Regions from separate parts of the Homo sapiens genome. Here region 2 is linked to region 1. The links are chromatin loops, found by intact Hi-C in ENCODE. Cell type or tissue: CD4-positive, alpha-beta T cell. All regions are shown on one strand. Links, peaks and the distances in the headings refer to the core of each region. The heading gives the core; the rest is flanking DNA.

What was found. Peaks named below come from ENCODE experiments on the same cell type or tissue, not always from the same donor. Only the 100,000 strongest peaks of a DNase experiment are listed, where the experiment ranks them.
Region 2: it touches region 1 in a loop (5-fold over the local background); 10 of 110 quality-filtered maps call a loop at or near these places.

Annotation. Positions count from the first base shown.
Region 1 is chr7:152,335,691-152,338,618 of GRCh38, forward strand. The region is part of intron 2 of KMT2C (lysine methyltransferase 2C); the gene reads right to left. Among named protein-coding and RNA genes, the nearest start is that of KMT2C, 99 kb to the right of the region's middle. RefSeq lists an enhancer at 1,299-1,538. In CD4-positive, alpha-beta T cell, for the core only: a CTCF peak has its summit at 1,265 (motif pointing right); a DNase peak (open chromatin) is centred at 1,281; H3K4me3 peaks cover 755 bases; H3K27ac peaks cover 798 bases.
Region 2 is chr7:152,823,531-152,826,458 of GRCh38, forward strand. ACTR3B (actin related protein 3B) reads left to right here. Exons shown (of 12, transcript NM_020445.6): 9 at 1,500-1,592. Among named protein-coding and RNA genes, the nearest start is that of ACTR3B, 65 kb to the left of the region's middle. In CD4-positive, alpha-beta T cell, for the core only: no CTCF peak of the experiment used is centred there; no DNase peak of the experiment used is centred there.

The sequences.
Region 1 (2,928 bases), core at 241-2,740:
TACATAGCACTTTTATTATTTTTAGGGGAGTTTTATTGCTTACAGCTAAGGGAAAAGAAGCAGGACAATGTCTATCTCTCCCTCAAATAAGAGCCAGAAGGAAATAGAAAAGTTAAACGTTAATGTTACTGGTTGGCCAGTAGGTTTGCAGGTATACAACCTTTTGAAATTATGTTTCCTGCATTTCAAAGAGAAAAAAACAGATTCAGACTATAGGGTTTTTTTGTTTTTTTTTTGTTTTTTAAGAAATAGGATCGGCACCAGATCTGATCCCATAAAGCAGGTAAGAAGACAGGCTTTCAGAGTTCATCCTGTTCTCTTTTCTCCTCTAGCTATTATTATTACTGGCTCTGCCCATGATTCTAACTTGGATCTGCTAAAGAAACAGTAGGGAGCGATAGTTTTGGTTTTACTTTTGGTTTAGATTTTGTTGTTTCAGTCTTGTGTTCTTTAACAAATAAAGAGGACTCTATGACTGCTTCCTAGATAGCAGTAATTCCTGCCACAAAATAGGAACAAACAACAAAAAAGGTATCACTAAATATTTGATACTTCAGGTAATAACAGAAGCTGTCTTTAACTGTCACTCTTCATTTGGTAGACTATGTTAGATCTTAGTATCTGTCAAAGTCAAGGCAGGACAACTGAGTGTTTATGTCTCTCTCTCTTCTCCTAATCCTAGTCTTCAAACAATTGTCAGAGTTTGGCAGCAGAATGTGAAACAGACTGCTCTGGATAAAAATGATGTCAACCAGGGATCCAACCAGAGATGTCATCCAGAGATGCTCTGGATGAAATGGCTACAAACCCAGTGATATCTGAGGAAATATGCCTGATGCCAGTACTTAATTATCTCCAGTTTATTATTAAAAATGTACTCTTGAATACTATCCTATGCTTTGCCTAAAGAAAGAAGCTAGCCATTCAACCAATAAAACAGTCCAGGTTTGGCGACTCCACCACTTTGCAGAGTTTTTGCCTTTCATGAGGTCCAATTAGCTCAAACTGCCTGCAAGCCAAACTGTGGAAATTGGAGCAGACATTTAAAAAATTACATTGCATTTTTAAAAATTCAGTGTGGTATTTTTCTTGAATATAAAATCCCTAATATATCTTTTCCCTTACTTTGAACCTGACCTAAAATACAGGCAATGACACTTGGTCACAAAATGCACCAAAGTCAGAAAGGTGGGGACAACTGCAACCCTGGGATAAGGACAGGCAAGGCGATTTCATCTGTAGCCACTATCTACGGATAATCTCCATCCACTAGGTGGCACATGTACAGTGGTAAACTATACTAAGGAACCTAATCATTGACCTGGCGTGGTGGCTCAAGCCTGTAATCCCAGCACTTTGGGAAGCAGGAGGATCACTTAAGCCCAGAAGTTCAAGACCAGCCTGGGCAACATGGCAAAAGCAAAAAAAATTCAGCCGGCCTTGGTGGCACACACCAGTAGACCCAGCTATTCAGGAGGCTGAGGTGGAAGAATCACTTGAGCCTGGGAGGCAGAGGTTGCAGCTGCACCAAGATCACACCACTGCACTCCATCCTGGGTGACAGAGCAAGTCCCTGTCTCAACAACAACAATAAAAAAGAGAACCTAATCACATGTAAGTAGATTCCTAAGAGAACTTGAAGACAATGTGCACTTCATTAAATAGCATCAGCTATGTGCCAGGCATTATCTCTGGGGATGCAAAGATAAATTAGATCTAACCCTTTCCCTTAAATAAGTTCATAACATACCCTCTTTTAAACCTTTACTTTTCCACCTCCAATGACTCTAATTTATCCTACACAAATTGGTTCTAAGACATGAGAAAGTTTAATAGCAAAAGGTGTCTGCTGTGTTAGTTAAAACCAAAGGCTTGGAATCCAATGGTTCCGAGTCTGCATTCTAGCTCTGCCATCTGCTAGCAATGTGACCTTTGGCAAGTTACTTAACTTCATCTCAATTTTACTTTGCTCGTCATTTAAGACAGACAATACCACCTAGTATAAAACTGTCTTTATGATCCAAAAATAAAAAAAAAAGAACGCATGAAAAGCACTTAGCTCAACGTCTTAAGTGTAGTGATGTAGCTGCTATTCTGATGACCTCTATCTACATTCACACACTATAGTCTATGGATTCACTTGTCCACCTCACTTATACAACTTGATTTTTTTTTTTTTTTTTAAAGACAGAGTCTCGCTCTGCCGCCCAGGCTGGAGTGCAGTGGCGCGATCTCAGCTCACTGAAAGCTCTGCCTCCCAGGTTCACGCCATTCTCCTGCCTCAGCCTCCCAAGTAGCTGGGACTACAGGCGCCCGGCACCACACCTGGCTAATTTTTTGTATTTTTTTAGTAGAGACGGGGTTTCACTGTGTTAGCCAGGATGGTCACGATCTCCTGACCTCGTGATCCGCTTGCCTCAGCCTCCCAAAGTGCTGGGATTACAGGCATGAGCCACCGTGCCCAGCCCTCACCTACTCAATTTCTAACTCTTGATGTCACATCATGAATTATTAAATTGCATTATGAGAATTAATGAGAATAAAGAAGACATTTATTTAGCCCCCTCCGATCTATGCTCCAGAGTTAATATATCATTAATTTAGAATGGTTATTTACCAAACAAAATTTTGAGTAACAAGTACATACTATAATTTCTATTCAAATGGTAGTCATTACAAAGATAGTCAAGATCCCTACGTTTAATGGATCTAGATGAAAGACTGAAAATAAAAATAGGACACAATAATGATGATGCTGGTAAGCACATGGCATGATGGGAGTTAAGGGGAAGAGGTGGGGAATACAGCTCAGAAAGGCTTCAGAAAGGTATTAGAAGCCCAGCTAAAACTAAAAGGATAAATCAAAGTGTGCCTAATAGTTCTCTCTCAAGTTTTCTCTTTTAAAAAAAGAATAACATCTAACATATT
Region 2 (2,928 bases), core at 262-2,761, 490 kb after region 1:
TTTTGTGTGCTCAAGTGTGGGATGGAGCGATACTGCCACCCAGAGTGTAGAAAGAGCAGTTCCCAGCGAAGGGCCTGTGAGCAGGGTGGCCGTCATTCGGTCTCTCTGCATCCCCTGTGCAGTTTGTCTGCTTGACAGATTGTTCAGTTTGCCTCTCCGTAGAGCTGGTTATCTGTTTTAATAGTTAAGGATGGGTTATACCACAAATAGGAAGACTTTTAGGAGCAATAGATGACAATAGAATTAAAAGTAATCTCCAAGGGTTGTGGGTGGTCACATGCCAGCATTACAAGTAGCTACTCTCAAGGCCTATATGGAGGTTGCCTGTGCATAAGAGTGGGATAATATGTAACCTTTCTATCTTTGGTGATTGCCCTTCCTAACTTCTAATTTTAACCCTGGACAGTTGGTCCTGCTCTATTCCCTGCTGCAAGTTAGGTAAAGCTTCTGTCTAAGGCCAGCATTTCTATTATTTAGATAATCTTAAGAATTAGAAATGTCATCATTTTAACTAGTAGTCATAAGGAATTATTAGTGCTTTTGCAGAAAGCAGTAATTAAGAGGCACATTTTAAGATTTACATATAATGCATTTTATTTATATTTTGGTATATATTCCTGGCTAATTCAGTTTATATTCAGTAGGTGGGTTACAAACTGCTGTTTGTTTTTAGATGTGTATATGACTATTTTGTACAGAGAAACAGCATAGAATGTGTTCCTCGCTAGTAATCTGAATAATAAAATAATAATGATAATCTAGTGAATGCTCACTTTTAATATGTTGATTTGAAATGGACATAGAACAGTCAAATGTCCAGTGAACAGCTGGTGAGCAACTGAATATCCTCCTCCTTCCTCTGAGAGTGCACATTCAAGCTTACTTTGATTTTTTAAAATATTTCAAATGAAATGTAATTGAGTTGAATTTGTTATACTTTAGCTTATTTAACTTATGGAATTGAATCTATGGCTGTTTATTCAATAACATGATTATCATGTGGATTGTTTCATGTTAAACAAACCCTTCTCATTAAACAAAACACTTCCCTGCATCTTCTAGACCAGGTTTAATTAATCTTTCATTGAACCTATTTCTTTTTCCTTATATACTAATTTTCTCATAATACGAATATTGTCAAATGATATGTCAAAGTCATGTTTCTCACTGCGTGTCACATAGATCGTGCACATACTCTCCACTGCTCTTAGTAGACTGAATCACTGTGTATTCATGGGGTGGGGGTGGTCTGTCTGTGATGTTGTTGGTATTTTTTCTTCACTAAATCCATACATTTTACCTCATGAGGAGAAATGTGTCATCACCGCTCCACGCACTTGTAGTCACATGGGATTCATTTGACATATCCTTCATTCCAATGTGAATTCTTTTAAGTTATAATAAATTGTATATTTGTTAAAGTTACTTTAAAGAAGTGTGCATGTTGTTCTATTTGAGAGAAATGTGTAATGTTTCTTTTATATTGATACACAATTCAGTTTGCCAACCCAGACTTTATGGAGTCCATCTCAGATGTTGTTGATGAAGTAATACAGAACTGCCCCATCGATGTGCGGCGCCCGCTGTATAAGGTATGAGCTGCCTGGGTAAGGTACTTTGATTTCATTCCACAATTAAAGGCCCATAATTCTTAGAAGACGGTATTACTGTCTATTACTAGTAAATATCCCTGTTTCACCTTCTGTTTCATAGGATTTGTTAAAGACAATATAATTGTAAGAGAAAATGGAAATATGACTCAGTTAACTAGAATTTTTATTTTATTTTATTTTATTTTGGAGACGGACTCTTGCTCTGTCACCCGGGCTGGAGTGCAGTGGTGCGATCTCAGCTCACTATAACCTCCACCTCCTGGGTTCAAGCAATTCTCCTGCCTCAGCCTCCTGAGTAGCTGGGACTACAGGTGCACGCCACCACACCCAGCGAATTTTTTTTTTTGTATTTCAGTAGAGACGGTGTTTCACCATGTTGCCCAGGCTGGTCTCGAACTCCTGAGCTCAGGCAATCCACCCGCCTTGGCCTCCCAAAGTGCTGGGATTACAGACATGAGCCACCATGCCCGGCCAACTGGAAGTATTTCAGTATTGTAAATATATTTTATTATTATCTGACAAGATATATTTTAAGGTGGACAGTTTTAGCCACAAATATCGATGGAAAGTAAGAGCGGTGCCCTCCCCCATGCTTTCCGTGAATTCCATTGGTTTCGTTTCATGCATATTTGGGTTTGGTGCCAATGTGGTGTCATCACATAGAAGTTAGAGCCCAAAATGGGACAGTCAGATAGAATATGCTCATGTATTATTATGATTTTTTTCAAAATTCTTAGATTTCAGGGAATTTTGAAACCTGGAATGAGGAAAATCTAGTCTATATGATTATTGAGTAAAAAGAAATCCTACTGACAGCCCGAGATGGTGAGCAGGAGGTGATGGGCAATTAGCCTTCCTGCACCTTTAATCAGTCTTTGCTTGAGTGAGTCGCGCCGTCAGCTCAGTGGCATGACTCACTCGCCTTACTCAGACTCAGGTCGCTGAATTGTACAGAGAAGAGAATCAGGCTCAACTGACAGCACTCAGCATTGCGTCACCTGTGCCGTGGAATACTATGTAGCTTTTTAAAAGAATGAGGTAAATCAATATAAATTCAGATGAAAAGATAGCTATAGTATATATTAAGTGAAAAAGGAACTTGTAAAATTTACATATATTTCATTTTATATAAAATATATAGTTTGCGTATTTTTTGAATTATGTATGCTAAACTCTTAAAGTAAATAAAATATCTTTGGGGTGGAATGATGGATAACTTTTACTTTCTCCATTTTGTGTTTTAAAGTTGTTTGAAATTTTACTGTTAAGATTTTTTTATAATTAAAATTTTTTTCTGTTTAGATAACTTTTGAGG